Regions from separate parts of the Homo sapiens genome. Here region 2 is linked to region 1. The links are chromatin loops, found by intact Hi-C in ENCODE. Cell type or tissue: K562. All regions are shown on one strand. Each heading gives the region's core, and the rest is flanking DNA. Links, peaks and the distances in the headings are about the cores only. Region 1 has its middle 51 kb from the start of ASIP. Region 2 holds the start of ASIP (agouti signaling protein).

The links. Peaks named below come from ENCODE experiments on the same cell type or tissue, not always from the same donor. Only the 100,000 strongest peaks of a DNase experiment are listed, where the experiment ranks them.
Region 2: a loop joins it to region 1, with 2.3 times the contacts of the local background. A loop is called at or near these places in 9 of 110 quality-filtered maps.

The regions. Positions count from the first base shown.
Region 1 is chr20:34,185,528-34,195,865 of GRCh38, reverse strand. It overlaps a transcript of ASIP not described here. Among named protein-coding and RNA genes, the nearest start is that of ASIP, 51 kb to the left of the region's middle. In K562, for the core only: a CTCF peak has its summit at 5,086 (motif pointing left); DNase peaks (open chromatin) are centred at 5,085, 5,865 and 6,125.
Region 2 is chr20:34,237,834-34,248,171 of GRCh38, reverse strand. ASIP (agouti signaling protein) reads right to left here and starts at 6,749. Exons shown (of 4, transcript NM_001672.3): 1 at 6,683-6,749. It also overlaps a transcript of AHCY not described here and the pseudogene DENRP1. RefSeq lists enhancers at 5,156-5,657, 6,711-6,860, 6,881-6,950. In K562, for the core only: no CTCF peak of the experiment used is centred there; no DNase peak of the experiment used is centred there; H3K27me3 peaks cover 324 bases.

The DNA of each region.
Region 1 (10,338 bases), core at 1,663-9,662:
TAAAATAGACTATTAAAAGTAATTGTTCCTCACTCGAGCTACTCCAGCAAAAAAAACAAACAAAACAAAACAAAAAAAAAGGTAATTGTCTCAATTTTGGCTATATCTGTCCTTATGTACTTGAATTTGCAAGAGCTCCAAAGCAAGAGTCTGGTATATTCTGTTTTTTCAAAGCCCCAACCTGCCAGAGGCTGAAACCAAATCCTTCAACCTGCAATTTGTCACTTTTAGGTAAATGTCGGTCAGCTTTCTTACATCTGTCTAACAGTATGTTGGAGTGACCAAATCAAAGGGCTGTAATGGGCCCACCATTCCTGGTAATTATCTTTGCATGGGGCCCTCCTGCTGAGGGTTGTGCCTAAAGTGAAGCCATCAGCGTAAGTGCCCTGATCCTTAATGAGATCCCTGTGGCTTGAGGAGAGGAGACACAGATGCACTCCTTACCTTCATCGTGGATCAGATTCTTCCTCATTTTCACAGAGCCACTTGGCCAAAGGAACCATCTTATTCTCAGGGCTCAGCTCAGTTGGGAGACTCCCAACCAAACGCTTCCAGGGCCTGGTTCCATTTACGCCCTGGGTTTGCTCTTTCCATTGCCCGTGTTGTCAGCTCAGTACAACATGGCTGCTCCTTCCATGAGGAGCAGCTCAGTAGGGTTCTGCATTCCTACAGCTCAGTAGGGCTCTGCATTCTGGTACAGTGAAGGGTACAGACCTGCAGCCTTTTTTTTTTTTTCTGGTACCTTCTCAGCTGCCTGTCTACAAGGCATGGGCAGTGGCCAGCAACTACAACAATAATTTAGGCACTTAAACACTTTTGAAAATTCTGCACCCAAGCAAGAAACTGTGATTCTGAAACTCCAATTAGCAGAATGTACCAGGCAAAAATCATCCAGGCACATTGGCTTTCAGAAAGTTTTACTATAGAAGAAGCAAATAAACAAAAAAAATAAGGAGATGAGGAAGGAGGGGGATGGAGAAAGAGGAAAACGAGGAGAAGAAGAAGTCAAGCCCATAGATATATTACTATAGCATAGATATTGTACTGTACCAAAGCACCCGCTCAGAAAGCGAAAGAAATTTCTTCTTCCCTCCCTGGAGCTCACCTCTCTCTATACAGGGCCCTGTTCCAGGAAATCGTCAGTGGCTGCTCTCTGTGGTCAATAATAGATAATTCCAGATCAAAAGAAGTGTTCTGAAGTCAAGACGTAGTTTTTAGATCAATGGTTTTACAAGTGGAATCTGGGGATCTCTGGTGGGTCTGCAAAATTTCTTCCAGGCGTTCAGCGGGCTGAGTCGAAATGCAAGCGTGTTGGGTGGTTCTTTCTTTTTTTTTTTTTTCCTTTGAAACAGATTTTCCACTGCAGATTTGAAATAAAATTTAAATGCACCAAAGCAAATATTTTTGAAAGGAGCTATAAATAATCACAAGGGATTCAGCAAAAACACCTCAAGGGTGTTTTTTGTTTGCTTGCTTGTTTATTTAATCTAGTAAATAGGTGAGACTCTTGTTCTGCTTAAGTAGTCTAAAGACTAAAAATTTCGAGACTCACCAGATTAAAAGATGAAAAGATGAACCTTGCAAAGTGCATCTTTTTCAGGGGAAGAAAGTAAGATTTTTTTCTTCTCTGGGTTTCCCATTTCCCAGTGTCATTTATTCCTGGTTCTCTCTCTCAGCACTGCTTTCTAGTTCAGTGCCCACAGCTTGGAGTCAGGAGCAGCCACTATCAAAAATAATCCCTCTCTGCTGCCACTGGTATATTTATTTAGGGTTTTCCTCCAGGGAGCAGGAGTTCAATTGTGGGGTAAAGGGGACATTAAATGTGGCTGCAGCTTGGGGATATCTGTTTTTCTTTTTTCTTCATTCTAGTCCCATGGGAAGAGGTAACCTCAGGAAACTCTGGGCTGCTGGAGAAGAGTTTTGTGAGTTATCTAATAACCTGGTTGTCAGCCACATGGCACAACAAAGCTGTCCAGACATTTAGGTTCCTCGGATGCCATGAGATAAAAATTTGCACTTATGCCTGCATCTACTTTTCCCTTTCTAACAGAGTAACATGCACATTTGGCTATTTGTTGGACTGATTTGCACGGCCATAGTTTCCTAGAAGGATTTTAAAACAGACTGGGCTGCCTACACTGCAGATAAACAGTTTGGAAGCTGTACATTAAAATGAACTTAGAGGTCTCTAGTTGGATTTTGGTGAAGTGTTTGCAACACCATTTACCTATCTGGATAATTCTGTCATGTACAAAGTACTCTCCAATAATTCAGATGTCCAATAATGCAGATCCTGTATTACCCATATGCTGTTAGCCCTTTCAATCCTTTGTGCAGGCTTACCTAGAAATAAAGGAAAAAATGTTCTTCCCACCTTGCTTGATAAGATAACAACAATGTGTTTGGTTTTTAATGTAACTGGAAAAAAAAAAAGATGGAAGAAAAAAAGGCCAATTCCAACATCTGGATGAAATTTATTACATACCTCTCTGGGACCCCCTGGTTCCTGAATGATTTGGCTTATTATCCCTTTTCCAAGTCTTCAGAGACTCAATGACTCGAATGTCAGGGAATGATACTTTGCTGCCGGATACTACAAAGTTGGTTTAAAGAGGTTGTAGAAATGCTGTAGCTGTAACCAAGCTCCTCACAGGGGGAGGTGGGGCAGCACATGCCATGTAAGCATGCTCACATATTTCTGTGTGGATACCCAGTTGGAAAGTTATTTGCCACTTCTGGAGAAGCTGGAAGTTGTCGACTATACAGATAGATAAAGAGAGGGGTTGGTTAATGGGTACAAAAATACAGTTAGATACAAGGAATAAGATCTAGTGTTGGGTAGCACAAAAGGGCAACTATAGTTAACAATAATTTATTACATATTTCAAAATAAAAGCGTAGAGTTGGAGTATTCCTAACACAATGATAAACGCTTGAGGTGATGGATATCCCAATTATCCTGAGTTGATCATTATATATTTTATGCATGTATGAAAATATCACATGCACCTTATAAAATGTGCAACTATTATGTATCCATAAAATTTTTTTAAATGTTTTAAAGCTTGGGGGATCCAAGTTTGCTGCTTACTTCCAATCTGATGCATCACCAATCTGAGGCAGGCCCCAAACTTTGGCAACAAGGTATGAGGTAAGCACCACTTTAGTGCAGGGAGGGTAACCTGGTTGAGAAATTGACTGATTTTCTGTAGTGTCTGCCATTTCTGTTCTTCACAAAAGAATAGACCATTCCTATCTTCCTCCACACTCCCAATCCCAAAGGGTAACCAGGGCTTTTTGTTCTGGAGATCAGGCTTTCTCTCATCTCAGGAAAAAAAAAAAAAGAAGAAGAAAAAAAAGGAAAGGAAAAAGAGAAAGAAACAAAGAAAAGAAATTGAGCTGCGTGTGGTGGCTCATGTCTATAATCTCAGGAGGTTGAGGCAGGAGGAGCACTTGAGCCTAGGAGTGAGCTATGATCACACCACTGCACTCCAGCTTCGGCAAGAGAGCGAGACGCTGTTTCAAAAAAGAAAGAGGCCAGGAGCAGTGGCTCATGCCTGTAATCCCAGCACTTTGGGAGGCCAAGGTGGGTGGATCACCTAAGGTCGGGGGCTTGAGACCAGCCAACATGGAGAAACTCCGTCTCTACTAAAAATACAAAATTACCTGGGCTTGGTGGCTCATGCCTGTAATCCCAGCAACTTGGGAGGCTGAGGCAGAAGAATCACTTGAATCTGGGAGGCAGAGGTTGTGGTGAGCCGAGATCGGGCCATTGCACCATGGGCAACAAGAGCGAAACTCCATCTCCAAAAAAGAAAAAAAAAGAAAGAAATCAGGCCAGGCACAGTGGCTCACGCCTGTAATCCCAACACTCTGGGAGGCCGAGGCAGGTGGATTACCTGAGGTCAGGGATTTGAGACCAGCCTGGCCAACATGGTGAAACCCCGTCTCTATTAAAAATAGAAAAAATTAGCTGGGCATGGTGGTGGGCACCTGTAATCCCAGCTACTCAGGAGGCTGAAGCAGGAGAATCGTTTGAACCTGGGAGGCAGAGGTTGCAGTGAGCTGAGATTGTGCCATTGCTCTCCAGCCTGGATAGCAAGAGTGAAACTCTGTCAAAAAAAAAAAAAAAAAAGAGAGAGAGAGAGGAAGGAAGGAAAGAAAGAGGGAGGGAAGGAAGGGAGGGAAGGAAATAAAGCGAAGAAAGAAATCAACAAGCTTTTGTTTTAAAAAATTAACCCAGTCTTAGAGGCAATAAAACTGTTTTGTCTGAGAGGAGGAAGGATTTGTAGAATTAGAAGAGGGCAGAGGAGAATTTCCTGAGCCTGGCTTTGAGGCATGGTGCTGAGGAGCACTGCAGCCTCCTTTTGTGGCCAGGTCCTGCTCCAGGCCTCCCACAGACCGCTGGGACCAGAGGGCCTTCAATGGGGATGACAGTGTGCTCAGGGAGGTAAGCAAAGGCACTGCTGATCCCGAGCCTCAGCAGAGGTCTTCATGCCATAGAGAAACCTGGAGAAAGGGTCGTAGAATTGTTTTGGGCAAAGAGCGCCAGGGGTGACAGGCACCCTCATCTAAGAGACATCTTCCCCCCAGTATGTGTAAGCTCCTGATAAAGGACCAAGATTGGATTTGCTACTCATTGTTGGATGGAAGCCAAGGGTATTTAATTTAGAAAATTAAAGAAATGTGACATTTCCACCACCTGTATGTCAGGGAACAAAGTAATACCTGTTTAACACCAGGCTCCACACTTTCCTTTAAAGTCTTTTAGGTTTCCTGGCTCAAAGAAGCCTCCAGCTTGATTTGTTGAACTGTGCCTCTCAGGAGCTGAAGGCAGGCAGTGTTCCAGGATATGTGCATATGGGGGTGCATGCTGCTCTGTGAAGGAGCTTTGCACTTGGGCCCCATTCCAGTCCCTCCCTTACCAATTCAATAGGAGCCTGAGTCAATGGTGGACTCAGACAAAGACATTCCCTGAAAAAGAGAGGAAAGGAAGCTGGGCAGAAGTTGCATGCAGGACTGGGATTGCTCAGGATTGGGGCTCCTGAAGCCTTGCTGCGAAACACATCCTCAAGTCTGCACTGCCTCCCGGTGGCCACACCAGAGCTCAGCTCTGCACTTGGTATGGAGAAAAGACTGCATGGGATGTGTGTGTTTCTTCCGGCTGGAGCTCTTTGGAGACTCATCAGAAACCTTGATGAGATACAGAATTCCGAAGGAAGAGGAAGCCTTAGTGAGGAAGGGGGTGAGTTCTGTTTACTCTGAAGTATCTGTGGAATACACTGAAATATAGATATCTAGGAATCTGTCAAAATAAAAATCTAAAGGTCAGGAGAGAGATCTAAACTAGACATGCAGATAGGAGTGTTATTATCATATACGTAGTAATTAAAACCAGGGGAACAGATGAGATCACCCAGGGAAAATGGGAATAGTGACAAGGGCTGAGTTCCAAGGACTACACTCTAGAGTGGGCGGAAAGGTTTGGTGATATCATCTTATGTATTTTTCTGGGGCTTTGGAATTTCTCAACTCATTATCATACTCATTATCTTTCATACTCATTATCTTAATTCTCATCTGGGAGGTTCTATAAAATACCTGGTAAAACGAGGTGTGACTGGGATGATGCCAACACTGCAAGAAATCCAATCTATCGGACAGGCAGGAGGTGGGGCCTGGACACAGTGTCACAAGGGATAGTGATTCCCAATGGTAGGCTTGAAGCCCCAGGTTAGCATCACACGGAATGACTCCTAAGAGCACTTGAAGCTCTTGCCTAGGCTATTGGTGAAGAGCATAGCTGGTCCATGGCGCTGGGTTAGAAAGGCTGTTGCGGGACAGTGGCCAACCTGACAAAAGCTCTGCAGCGGGAGCTTATCTCCAGAAGCAGATGCAGCCTGCCTGCCTCTGCATGTCCTACAGGCAGCAGTCCACCGGACCGAGCTGAGGAATGGTCTTCCCAACTGGGAAGACAGGCATCCTTTCCAGAGACAGAAATATGGCAACCAGAGTACTTGCTCCTTTCTGAGTGACTGGGGTTGGTGGGAGACATGAAGCCTGACCTGGCCCTACAAGGAGGTCTGTAAGGCAGAGGGGTAGAATGCAAGGCAGAGATAAATGCAATGAGGTGACTCCTTTGGTAGAGTCCCCACTTCCTTCAGTTGGTCTCACCTACTCTGAACGTACTTCCTCCCATAGTATTTCAGAGTTTCCCTGTGTTATAATGTGTTATTGTGCACCTATTCACATGCTCCCTTGAGTTCCTCAGGCTGTTCATCCGTGTGGCTTCTCCAGGGTTTGCCTAATACTTAGGGGGAGCAGGGCCAGGTGTGGTGGCTCATGCCTGTAATCCCAGCACTTTGGGTGGCCGAGGTGGGCGGATCACATGAGGTTGGGAGTTTGAGACCAGCCTGACCAACATGGAGAAACCCCGTCTCTACTAAAAATACAAAATTAGCCGGGCGTGGTGGTGCATGCCTATAATCCCAGCTACTCAGGAGGCTGAGGCAGGAGAATCACTTGAACCCGGGAGGTAGAGGTTGCGGTGAGCCGAGATCACGCCACTGCACTCCAGCCTGGGCAACAAGAGCAAAACTCCATCTCAAAAAAAAGAAAACAAACCTTAGGGGGAGCAGTTAAGCTACCCACATGGCCAGAAGTTCTAGGCACCAGACCGTGGCTCTGCTCCTTATTGCTTGAGGTTTTGTTTAACCTCCCTGAACCTCAGTTTTCTCATCTGAAAAATGCCTCACGGTCGTTGTGAGAATTAGAGAATACTCAAAAAGTCTAAATGACAGCACTCGATAGTGTCATTATTGTGACAGTTTCATCTACTACAAATATATTATCCTGTCTTTTTAGAAATTTCTACCATTAAAATGACTCTTTAGGTTAAAGATCTCAGAGCCCTATCATAATGCTTATAGGGAGAAGTATGGTTCTTATTATATTATTGGTCATTATCATGATCCTGAATTGGTTTAGGTAAAGCAGAGGGCAGGAATGGGTCACAAATAGTAATTTTGTTTGGGCTCCGGGTGGGGGAAAGAAGTGTCTCCCAAACTTCAGTCATTTGAATAGCAATGTCAGGATTTCAACCATATCTCCAACCCAGCTATATTATTATTTACTCAATATTTTTCTTTAAATCAACTAATAACTTTTTCAAAGCTTAAATACATTCGTGTAAATTGGAAAATTTATAGCATGTTACTGTCATTTTTCATAAACAGAATATAATCCTAGAAAAAATTAATAATACAATGTCAATAAATTCTAAATAACTACTGTTACCAGGAGAGCACTCCAGTTCTGAGGTCTATTTTCTTGATTAAAAAGGAATATGTTAAAAGGGAATAAGTTTTGGAATATGTTAATGACACATCAACCCCCACTGAGACTTTCTTCTAGATGAATCCAGGCTTGAAAGCAAATTAAAAAGGAAATTACTTTTCCATGATGTGATAATCTTATGCTTGTCCATCTACCGCCTAAAGTCATCTTCTGTTTAACTTAAACCATCTCACATACCACCAGCAGTACATGTTCTAAGCTTTCGGAGACAAAAGGGCTGAAAGCAGGCTAATGAGTTCCCCAAGTAAACTGAAAAAACTAAACTGGCCAACTTCACCTCCTTTACGATTTTGTGTAAATGCTCTACCATCTTGCGTATAATTTCGTTTTTGTATCCCCTTTGGGAACTAGGATAGAATGGCACACATAAATATGCTCAATAAATATCGGGATGCTGGGTATGGGTAAAATGGTAGCAGAACAAGTCGATCTGAATAGGACCCTGGAAGTGCGAGGGGAAGATGGGTTTTCTGAAATACACTCCCTCATTTCCCACAGCCAAACAATTACAGGCTCAGCCTGAAGTCTAAACAAGATGTGGAAATGCCATACACAGCAGAGGAGAATTGGTTCTAAGGACTGAACTATATGAATAATAGTTATTTCTCTCCTTTTGGACTTGGAGATCTGGCTTTTCATAAATAACTATATTTACTCTTGTAATGGTCCTGCCCCATTTTCAAGTGATAGAGTAACTCCAAAGTATCTTTTCCTCTTAAAGGTCATTTATAGTAAGTGATGTGCTTCAGGAGTGTCTTGCACTGAACTGAAAACAAACCATCAAGGAACACTCCTCACCTGCCATATCCAAAAGGCACTCTAGGTTTGTATCCACTGTAATATATCTTCTTGATTTTGTACAGATAACATTAGCAATGGATACATAACATCTGTCACTGCCATTTATAAAATAAAATATCTGAGTCTCTCAAAGACAGTTTAGGAAATTCACGATCCTCCTAAGAGAAAGACGAAAACACCGTCAGTAGATTCTCAGCCCCAGGACAGGCCAGCTTAAAGTGATTAGGCTTGTGGACAGAGATTAAACTGACAAACCTTACACACTTGGCCCTAGCCTGGAGCAGGGGATTGATTTTTTCTCTGAGAAGAACTTTAGAGGCCAAAGGAAAAGACAAGTTGAAAAGAAATTCCTCTCTGAACAGTTACACAGCTAAGGCAAAGATTTCAGAATTCTGCCCCGAGAATCTTTCTTCCCAGCCTAGTTTAGTGCTATGACCAAATACAAAAAAAAGAACCAATTTAGGACTACCACCAGAATTATTTATTTATGACTCTCACACCCCTTTGTGGATCACTGATGGCAAGTTCTAAGTGACTGATTGATTGGTTCTCCTTTGTGCCTCATTGATCAATCAGGGCATTCCCAAAGACTACTAATTATTTCAGTTTTCAACCCAAGTTAAACATAATCAGGAAGTTAAATCCTACTGCTTCGGATCATGAGGTCAGGAGATCGAGACCATCCTGGGTAACACGGTGAAACCCCGTCTCTAGTAAAAATACTAGGTGCCACCAGGTGTGGTGGCACGCACCTGTAGTCCCAGCTACTCAGGAGGCTGAGGCAGGAGAATCGCTTGAACCCAGGAGGTGAAGGTTGCAGTGAGCCAAGATCGCACCACTGCACTCCAGCCTGGCAACAGAGCGAGACTCCATCTCAAAAACAAAAACAAAACAAAACAAAACAAAAACAACCTACTGCTGCCAAAGCTACCCCAAATTCCAAAGTCAAATATAAGTGAATTGTGGATTGTCTACTGTCTAGAGAATTCTTACCAAGCTCCCAATAGAAAAATGAGAACTGGCCTCATTATTAAATCATGTCACCATCAGTGGCCCATTTTCTTTCCAGCTTTGGTGATGACATCCTTGTATCAGCAGAGCAGAGTTAAATTGTCAGATTCCCAAAGCAATTTCCCTTTGGACTTACCTGTAGATATTACTGAGTAGGAAGGATCGGTGAACTCAGGGTCCAGGCTACCAGCGACTTTGGTAGCCTGACCAAAGCTGTTCACTCCCTTCACATTGCTTTTTATGCAACCCCGGACTATTAATGACTTCCAGCTGTGGGGCGATCCCTCTGACCACTCTGCCTGGCTTCCCAGATCTTCAGTGCTTTCATGTCTAAGAGGACTCTATATTTTCCTGCTCCATGACCTTCTGTCTCTCAGGACTCCTACCACCCAGGGTGCTGACAACTCAGCAAGGGTTTCCTTGGTGTGAGTTCTTTTGCTTATGGCACCTGAGCTATCACATTTCTAATCAGGAGCAGCCTGAAATTACGGTGCAAAAATTAAATTGTGGAGACTAAAGGCATTTGGTGCAACTGAATTTCAGGCAGAGTCTGAAGTTCCCTGGAGTAGAGCTTGCTGTGTGGGGGCCTCCTGCCCATGGCTTTGGAGCACTTTGATAATCTGAAATGTCTTTTAGCCGTGTTAAAGCTCTGGTAGAGCCAGCATCCAAAAAATTTTCTGAACTAGAACTCCATCTGCTACCAATCTCCAAGCCTGAATCATGGCTTTGCCACTTACTAGCCGTGACCTCAGACAAGTTATTTAACCTCTTTTGGCCTCACTTTCCTAAGATGTAAAATGCGGGCAATGAGACTTACTCTACAGTGCTAATGTGAGCTTTAAACAAGCTACGATATGTATAGTACATGGTAGATGCTCAATGAATTTCACTTCCCTTAATTCTACCCTCTACATTTTAGAGGAAATCTGTTTACCTGCCTTACCTCTTGCTTAGTAGACAGGATGAGGCTTGGGTTGAAGAATATATTACTCGGGCAACTCTAGAAAGGACGTGGGGTGGATACTGTAGATAGTCACAGGGATTGGTGTTTCTCTTCCTCAAATCCTAGGTTGTAATGATAAGACCAAGTGATTCTTTGACTTCAAGAATGCTTGCAATGTTCATTTCTGGGACAAGTCTCTCAGTAGGCACGACCAGAACTCCTTGTTA
Region 2 (10,338 bases), core at 1,105-9,104, 53 kb before region 1:
TGCAGTGGTGCGATCTTGGCTCACTGCAACCTTCACCTCCCGGGTTCAAGCGATTCTTCTGCCTCAGCCTCCTGAGTAGCTGGGATTACAGGCGCCCATCACCATGCCAGGCTAATTTTTCTATTTTTAGTAGCGACAGTGTTTCACCATGTTGGCCAGGCTGGTCTCGAACTCTTGATCTCAGGCGATCTGCCCTCCTTGGCCTTCCAAAGTGCTGGGATTACACGCATGTGCCACTGCGCCCGGCCTTCAGGGGCAATTTAAAAGTCATACAAGACAGGGCACCATGGCTCATGCCTGTAATCCCAGCACTTTGGCAGGTGGAGTCAGGAAGATTGCTTGAGACCAGGAGTTTGAGACCAGCCTGGGCAACACGGCAAGACCTCATCTCCACAAAAATTTAAAAAATTAGCTGGGCATGGTAGTTTCAGCTATCTTGGGAGGCTGAGGCAGGAGGATCACTTGAGTCTAGGAGATCAAGGCTGCAGTGAGCTGTGTTTGTGCCACTGCATTCCAGTTTGGGGAACAGAATGAGACCATGTCTCAAAAAAAAAAGTCATATAAGAAAAAGCATCAGCAGGGTACAGTGACTCATGCCTGTAGTCCTAGCACTTTGGGAGGCTGAGGTGGGTGGATCACGAGGTCAGGAGTTCAAGACAGCCTGACTAACATGATGAAACCTCGTCTCTACAAAAATACAAAAATTAGCTGGGCGTGGTGGCATGTGCCTGTAATCCCAGCTACTCGGGAGGCTGAGGCAGGAGAATCGCTTGAACCCGGGAGGCGGAGGTTGCAGTGAGCCGAGATCACACCATTGCACTCCAGCCTGGGCAACAGAAGGAGACTCTGTCTCAAAAAAAAAAAAAAAAAAGCATCATATAATGTAATAATCATAGCTTTCGTAATAAGATGGAAACCTGTTTCAATTGAGGACCATGTGAGGCAAATATCAATTTAAATCAGTCTTTTCTAAAAATAGCTATTTAGGAGAGAGGCATATACAATGTTAAACACAACGGGCTACATTGGCTCATGCCTGTAGTCCCAGCTACTTGAAAGCATGAGGCAGGTGGATCACCTAAGCCTGGGAGGTTGAGGCTGTGGTGAGCCATGATCATGCCACTGCACTCCAGCCTGGGTGATAGAGTGAGACCCTGTCTAAAACAAAAAACAAAAAACAAAAAAACAAAAACCAACAACAATGACAACTAAAACAAAAAAAACTAAAAACATAAAATGTTAAACTCACTAGGTTTTTAAATTAAAGAGAGGAGTATAAAACAGGCAGAAAAGGAAAGGAGAGAGGAGAAAAGTACAGAGGAAAAGAAATAAATAGAAGAGTTGTGGGAATTGGAGTTAATCAGTAAAGGGAGCTTCAAGTTTATCTGCAATTTTAAAAAATATAAAAGATGAAGGCCCGGCACAGGGGCTCACGCCTGTAATCCCAGCACTTTGGGAGGCTGAGGTGGGCAGATCACTTGAGGTCAGGAGTTCAAGACCAGCCTGGGCAACATGGCGAAACCCCATCTCTACCAAAAATACAAAAAATTAGTCAGGCATGGTGGCATGTGCCTGTGGTCCTAGGAGGCTGAGGTGGGAGGATTGCTTGAGCCCGGAGGCAGAGGTTGCAGTGAGCTGAGATTTCTGAATCCAGTGGGGCTGATTGCAAAGGAGACCCAAGGAACAGTGCCAAGTTAGATGCCAATTACCCACTTCGAGTCCTTTATTGTGGAGTCTGTTCATTACCAACAGAGTACTGTGAATATATGCCTGATGTTGCTCATTGTAAACAATGGTTAGAGAAGAATTTTCTAAATGAACTTGCAAAATTTACTGTAGAAAATTCACCCAAACAAGAAGCTGGAATTAGTGAGGGTCAAGGAACAGCAGGGGAAGAAGAGGAGAAGAAAAAACAGAAGAGAGGTGGAAGAGGCCAAATAAAACAAAAAAAGAAGACCATACCACAAAAGCTTACTAAGGCCAAAATTCCTAGAGCAAAGAAGAAACATGTGACAAGAGTGTGTGGCCTTGCAACTTTTGAAATTGATCTTAAAGAAGCACAAAGATTTTTGCTCAAAAATTCTCCTGTGCTGCCTCAGTAATGGGGAGGATGAAATTATTCGGGGAGACTTTACAGATGACATAATTCATGTCATTCAGAAAAATGGCCAGAAGTAGATGATGACAGCATCAAAGATCTTGGAGAAGTAAAGAAGTGAATTTGAAAATTTGTCTGTATTTAATGGCCTGAACTGAGAGTTGATATGGCCAAAGGGAGAGAGGCCTTTATATATACATATATATATATTTACTGTAGAATATATATATATTCTACAGTAAAACTGTAGACTGCCCTCGTCCTTGGCATTTTCACTGTTTTGTACAAGGTTGCTTGTTTTTTTAATTGCCAAAGTCAAATAAACAGGGAGACTGTCATGCTCATGCATGAATAGAATTTAGTCAAATAAAAAATTTTGGTCATTTGCTGGGCGTGGTGGCTCACGCCTGTAATCCCAGCACTTTGGGAGGCCAAGGCGGGTGGATCATGAGGTCAGGAGTTCGAGACCAGCCTGGCCAATATGGTGAAACCCCGTCTCTACCAAAAAAAATACAAAATTTAGCCAGGCATGGTGGCGCACACCTGTAGTCCCAGCTACTCAGGAGGCTGAGGCCTGAGAATCGCTGGAACCTGGGAGGCGGAGGTTGCAGTGAGCCGAGATCTGCCATTGCACTCCAACCTGGGTGACAGAGTGAGACTCTGTCTAAAAAAATAAAATAAAATTTGGTCATTTGGTACTGACTTTCTCTTTGTCTCTCTCTCTTTTTTTTTTTTTTTTTGAGACAGAGTCTCACACTGTCGCCCAGGCTCGAGTGCAATGGCATGATCTCAGCTCACTGCCACCTCCGCCTCCCAGGTTCAAGCGATTCTCCTGCCTCAGTCTCCTGAGTAGCTGGGATTACAGGCGCCTGCCACCACGCCCAGCTAATTTTTGTATTTTTAGTAGCGACGGGGTTTCATCATGTTTGCCAGGCTGGTCTCGAACTCCTGACCTCGTGATTTGCCCACCTTGGCCTCCCAAAGTGCTGGGATTACAGGCATGAGCCACTGTGCCCGGCCTGACTCTCTCTTTGTCTTTTTATTTTTTGAAAAACCCGGTAGACTTTTTATGTGGAGCATTTTTGTTGATTATTTTACTGATCTAAAGCTGAGTGATTTTTAAAAATAATTTGAATTTGGCTTCCTAACCAGTAATACGTCTCCTTGCTTCATTGATGTGACAGTTTTGAGATGGGTGTGAATCTAATAAATTTGTGGTTCAATTTGCTTTGTTGTTACAAAGTCCACCCTACGGGCACAATAACATACTGTTGGTAGGAGTTGTTCGAGCTATTCTGGAGATTATTTGATAAAGTATGCTAAAAGCCTTAAAACCATGAATGTGCGCTGTTTGAAACAGTAAGCCACTTCTTTGACATTAGAAGACATTAGAAGAAATAACCAGCCTTGCGTAAAACTTATGGATGAAAGTATTCATCACAATATTATTTATAATGAAAAATTGCAAATGTTACAAATGAACAATTGGAAAATGATTAAACAAGTGATGGCACATTGTGTGGTAGAATATTACGCATATGTTTAAAGAATCATATTTTCTAAGATTACTTGGAAACATTTTGGTAATGTCAAAGGCGGGCACCTCAGACACATTTTAGACATTAATCATCATCATTGTTCTGAGTGGAAGGCCATTCAGAGAGGCTAGAGGTTCTTATTCTGGCTATAAATTATGTGAGTAAAATTCTGCTAACCAATGAAAAATACTGTACACCCATGCTCAAGATGTAGTCCTGGAAATAGCAAGTGAAACATGTCTTCTCACAAGAGAAGTTTTAATGACAAGAGAAGTAAAAATGACAGTTTTAATGATGCATTAGATGAATTTAAACTTTAAATCAGATGCTGCAAATTGGAAGGAAGACTTGCGGTGTTTGTTCTAAATTGCTGCGGACACTTCTAAGAAACTTAGAGCCCACAAAACCATGGTTTATTGTCATGCAAATTACGATCTTGAATGAGAGTTTTTTTGTTTGTTTGTTTGTTTTGAGATGGAGTCTCACTCTGTCGCCCAGGCTGGAGTGCAGTGGCGCAATCTCGGCTCACTGCAAGCTCCGCTTCCCGGGTTCACGCCATTCTCCTGCCTCAGCCTCCTGAGTAGCTGGGACTACAGGCGCCCGCCACCACGCCCGGTTAATTTTTTTGTATTTTTAGTAGAGACGGGGTTTCATCGTGTTAGCCAGGATGGTCTCGATCTCCTGACTTCATGATCCACCCGCCTCGGCCTCCCAAAGTGCTGGGATTACAGGCGTGAGCCACCGCGCCCGGCGAGACAGTTTTTTTTTTTTTTTTTTAAATACAATATTAGAAAAATGTAAAGTATTAGAAAGATGTAAAATTTAAAAATGAAATTCTGCATTAACTGTGAATTCTACTAAATAGAATTACTGGTGGAGCAAATTTATCCATCGAGACTATCTGGTATGTGTTACATATGTATTCTGTTGGTGCTGGCAGATGTCTGTGTGCCTGTATCAACATGTGCTCCACAGTTCTTAGCAAATGCAGTTTCAATCCATAGCTAGCCAGCAGTGGATGTTACCACAGGAAAATGCAGGATTAAAATTGTCCTTGTGTAAAAAAAAATTCAGAATAATTTTTTCTTAACAACACTAAAATTATTTGATCTCTTGGGCTGTATCTACATACACGTACCGATTTCACTATTGTGACTGAATTGGCTAGTCTAATTGTTATGCCTAACAGATGCCAAATTGAATAATATTTTAATGGGTGGTTTGAATCTTCTGTAGACAACCTGCTTCAGAACTCTTCTTTGAGACCAAGAACCATATGGCAGGCCCAGACTGCCTGAGGGGTCCTGAGTTAGAACTTGAGAGAAGACTTGAGGCTGTGTCCCTTCTCAAGGGACAAAAGGACAAGACTCCTTCAGGCAGCTGTTTGTCAGTGTGAAATCTGTCTCCCTGTTCCACTGAAACAGGGGTCAGAGTCTAGGCTTCCCAGATGTTCATTCCCACAGTGTACAAGGAATACAATGCTGATAGGCGATGCTAAATGATTGTTTTAGATCTCCTGACATCATTCCCTTTAGGCTGTTTTATCTATCATTACTCAACAAAGACCTTAGTGGGTACTATATTGGTTTTGTTTATGCTCTCCAGAAATCACTTCTCTGCCTTTTCTCCTTCTCAGTAATCATGTCTTTTGATTTCTGAATTCCTTTACCTGGGGTGCATTCTGCACAAGCACTCATTAAGCATAGCTGAAGCTGAGCTGACAGTCTGTGACAGCTCTCAACAACTTTACAGCAGAAGGAGGGAAGAGGCTTTGATGTGAGATGAAATTTTCTGCAGAAGAGGATTAAGTCAGAACCAAGGAGATATAGCTGAGCAAATCTTAAGAATATGTATGCATTAGTTCTATTTGGAGAAAGTAGAAAAGGTTTTGAGACAGACATTTATGAAAGTGTTTTTCATTTTGTTTTGTTTTGTTGTTTGTTTGTTTTTTGAGTGGGTCCCAGTAAGGCATCCAAAATAACCAAAGAAAACCCAAAATGACTGGCTGGGTGCTGTGGCTCACGCCTGTAATCCCAGCACTTTGGGAGGCTGAGGTGGGCAGATCACCTGAGGCCAGGAGTTTGAGACTAGCCTGGCCAACATAGTGGAACCCTGTCTCTACTAAAAATACAAAAATTAGCCAGGCGTGGTGGTGTGTGCCTGTTGTCCCAGCTACTCAGGAGCCTGAGGTGGGAGAATCGTTTGAACTCAGGAGGCAGAGGTTGCAGTGAGCCAAGATCATGCCATTGCACTCCAGCCTGGGTGACAGTGAGACTCCGTCTCAAAAATAAATAAGTAAATAAATAAAATAAAATAAAAATAATAAAATAAAATAAAATAAAAATTTTAAAAAGGAAACCAAAAATGACTTCACTATGCCATCCCATTTAGCCTCTTTAATCTCCTCCAATGGAAACAGCAGAACAAAATGTTCCATATCACTGAAGCAGAGCGAACTCACCTACAATTGAAAACATTAACCTGAGCTTCCTTTAATGGGCATTAAAATGTGTGAATATGGATATCCATTCAGAAAAGTCAAACATTTACAAAGGAAAAGGAGAGTCTGCAATAAATGGAATTTTGGTCATCTGTTTCATCTCTAATAAATATGAAATGAACAAATGCTACACGTGCAGACTGATCCCTAAATCCTAAATTCTGCTCTGTAAGAGTTATTAGAAATCTGAAACCACAAGCAACTTTCTGAAGACATTTAAAGAAGCATTAAAGTGTGACTTTGGGGTCAGGGTCGATATTTAGGAGTACTTCTTTCTTAGATATACATATAGATATATTTATTTATTCGTTTACTGCTAGGCAATGGAAAAGGCACAGAGTAAAGAGAAAGAAGCCACTAGTTAGCAAAAGATCAACTGCTTTCTTCACACTGAACTCCTCTTAACTACTCTGACCCACAAAAGTGAATCAAAAAAATCTGTTTAACTTTCCAAGAAAGGAGGGATAACTGTTAAGTCCTTTCAACTTTCCAAAGTAGCAGCAGCTTCACTCCTGAAAGCAGATTAAAGTTGCCATCTAAACTCACATGCTTTCCCGCAAAGAGCCCAGGCCAAGGAACTTCCTTTTTCACCTTGCAGCTGTAGAGATTTGCTGCTTGCTCATCTATAACTTCAAAGACAAGAACAAGAAAACAACCAATCATACTACAAAATTATTTCAAACTTCACCACATCTCACAGGCAGGAAGGTTCTTTCAGATCCACAGTGAAAATAGGAAATGTTTCATCAGCTGAAAGGCAGCTGCAAGCAGATCAAGAGAGGTTTTACAAAAGAAGCAAAAGGTAAAGGGTTATCCTTTATTTTACAAAGGAGCTCTCTAGCAACCCAGTTCATATAAAAGTTAAACTTAGAGAAGAAAATAGAATCTCTATAGGCGGCAGAAGAAAAGAAAATTGTTTCCTCCTATTTACGGTGCAAGTGACTGTGCCTCTATTAGCCCCTCTAAGGGTCGCCAAAGCAGAGCGTCTTTCCTGTCCGTGGATAGCAGAGGCAAGGCGTGTTGCTCTGAGATTTTTTAAAGATCCCAGGATCTCCCAGAGCTGGCTTCCCCACCTCATCTCTTTGCTTTCAGCCAAGCAAACGTCATGCCTTCATACTCATTCTGGTTGCCAGAAGTCTTGTGGTCTGTTCTTCCCATATTTCTCCCAATTCTTTAGAATTGGAATTGATGTTGACATTGAGGTTACAAGGGATTGGAAGGGAAGTGGTTGCATCAAGGATACTCCAAGGGCAGAGTTTAATGAAAATTTAATTCAGAATGGATCCCAAGAGACGGAATAAAACAGTCTAATTGAGTTAACCTAGAAAAACAAGTCCTGCCAAAGAAGGGTCTAATTCAGCTTGTTTCAGAAATTCCGGGTGAGTTAAGGAGTAGTTGGTGGAGAAGCTAAACTCTTGATGGGCAGATTGCTGAGGCCCAGCCCACCTTATTAGTAAAATCTCTTTGGGACCTTTTTTTGCAGGAATATTGGTCTCATAATTTTCAGATTTCAGTCAAAGGGCTGTACTTACACAGACTCAAAAACTATGACGCTGCAGTTCTTTTCTTCTCCTTACTTAGTTGGTTTTCCTTGGATCAACTAGAATTTACAAGGTTATGTGAAAGCTGATCACACAAACTGGGTCATTCTTGTCATACCCAACTAAATCAGAGTCTAGGGACCAGGAGGGAAGAAGCACTTGGGGCACAGCACCTGCTCCATGAATTAAATTTTTCACAAGCCCAGCTGCTAAAATGGCCTGCTGTAACCCCAAGACTAGTTTAGTAGCTGCTGAAACATGACTTTAAGAATAGTTTTGCCTACCACCATCACTCACCAATCAGAGTTTGCCAGCTCCCAAATGCTTCTTTTTTCTCTTTTTTTCCCTTCTTTCCAAATGATTCTTTAGTGCCAATGAGCTTTCTTTCAAAACAGTATAGAACATTTCTCTAATAAAACTCCCAACCTTCTTTCTGTTCCTCAGACACACTGAAGACCACCTGGTTAGTGTGTATGCCTCAAACTGCAATCCTTGCTTCCAAAATAGAATGCTTTAAAGTTAGAGATTCATCGCTATGTTTTATTTTGACTTCAACAGTCACAATGTATTGCTTCCTGGATAATGTGGAGCTTAGAGGCTCTGCAGAAGAAAGTAGGTTAATATGGGGCCCTGCAATAAACATTGTCTGTTTTCGTGGTGATGGGTGCAGAAGAGTGGGATAGGGGATGGCACACCCCTACATTATCCTTATTTCTAGGAACCAATTTCTTTTGGTGATTTGTAGAGACAAGGGCAACTGGAAAGATAAGTGAATAGGGAGTCAGGAGATCTGGATTCCAGTTTAGGCTTTGTTACTTTCTCTCTGATCTTGGACAAGTCACATAAACTGTCTGAACACTGCTATCTCATCTACCAACCACACTGGGCTGAAAAGAGGATCCAATGAGATAATGTAGACGCCTTGAAAACTCTGAAGCATTCCACAAATGTGAATGTTTTCCAAATTTTAGTTCATTATATGACCCACCAAGTAAGGCTTTGGATAAAGAATTTGATTGGGAGGCCGAGGTGGGTGGATCACCTGAGGTCAGGAGTTCGAGAAGAGCCTGGCCAACATGGTGATACCCCGTCTCTACTAAAAATACAAAAAATAGCCAGGTGTGGTGGCAGGTGCCTGTAGTCCCAGCTACTTGGGAGGCTGAGGCAGGAGAATCGCTTGAACCTGGGAGGCAGAGGTTGCGGTGAGCCAAGATTGTGCCACTGCACTCCAGCCTGGGCCAGTCTCAAAAAAAAAAAAAGTATTTGAACATGGGGTTGGGAGGAGAAGAGGAACATACTGAGTCTGATGGATATTAGGTGGTGAGATGGGGGATGGGAGTGGAACTAAGTGGAAAAGAAAAAGCAGGGAAAGAAAGCAGAAAAGATATCAAGTTTCTAGAGAAAGACTTGGCCCAGGTGTCTTTGGGGGCTTAAATTATTCCCTTAGAAATAATTAGCCAGGAAAGTATTCTGGGAAGATGGCAGAGTAGGAAGCTCTAGGATTCTGTTTCCTTACCTAACCAAAACTTGTACTGGCAGAATCTGTAACTATTTTAAAGCCATGGAGTCTATTGAAGGCTTGCAACTTCTAGGTGAAGGCTTGGATGGCAAAGTGTCCTTGGCACAGAGATAGCCTATAACAATAAAAAAGAAACATCAACAATAACAAAAAACAGTAACAAAATAAAGTAAACCCTGAGGAAAGGGGAGAACCTGGTTTCTAGAGTTACCACATTATTAAACTAAAATGTCTAGTTTTCAACCAAAAAATCACAAGGCATACAAAGAAAAGAAAAAATATGGCACATTCAAAGGAAAAAAGTCAACAGAAGCTCTGAAAGTCCTCATGGCAGACCTACTAGACAAATATATTAAAACAATTGTCTTAGAGATGCTCAGAGAACTAAAGGAAGATGTGGAGAGTGAAAAAAACAAGTACAAGCAAAAGGGGAATATCAATAGAGATATGGAAAACCTAAAAAGAAACCAGAAAGTACAAGAACTTTTTGTAGTATTGATTAGTACAATAACCAAAATTTAAAAATGCACTAGAGGGATTCAAAGGCAGATTTGATTAGACAGAAGAGAGACTCAATGAACTTGAAGATAGAACCATGAAAATTACTGAGTCTGAGGAACATAAATAAGATTGGAGAAAAGTAAACACTGCCTAAGGGACATGTGGGACACCATCAAGCAGAAAAACATATGCATTCTCTCAGAAGTCTAGCCATCCCAGAAGGAGAAGAGAGAAAAAAACCCAGAATATTTGAAGAAACATTGATTAAGACTTCCAAAGTTTGATTAAAGATATGAATATAAACATCCAAGAAGCTCAATGAACTCCAAGTAAGATGAACTCAAAGAGATCCACACAAAGATACGGTATAATCAAACTTTTGAAAGCCAAAACCAAAGATAAAATCTTGGAAGCAGCAAGAGAGATGCGACTCATCACATACAATAAATCCTCAATAAAATCATTAGCAGATTTCTTATCAGAAACTTTGGAGGCCAGAGGCTGTGGGCTGACAAATTCAAAGTTCTGAAAGAAAAAAACTGTCAACCAAGAATCCTATATCAGATTATCTCAATTGATGCAGGAAAAGCATTTGACAAACTCTAACATAATTTCATGATAAAAAAAAACACTCCACAAAC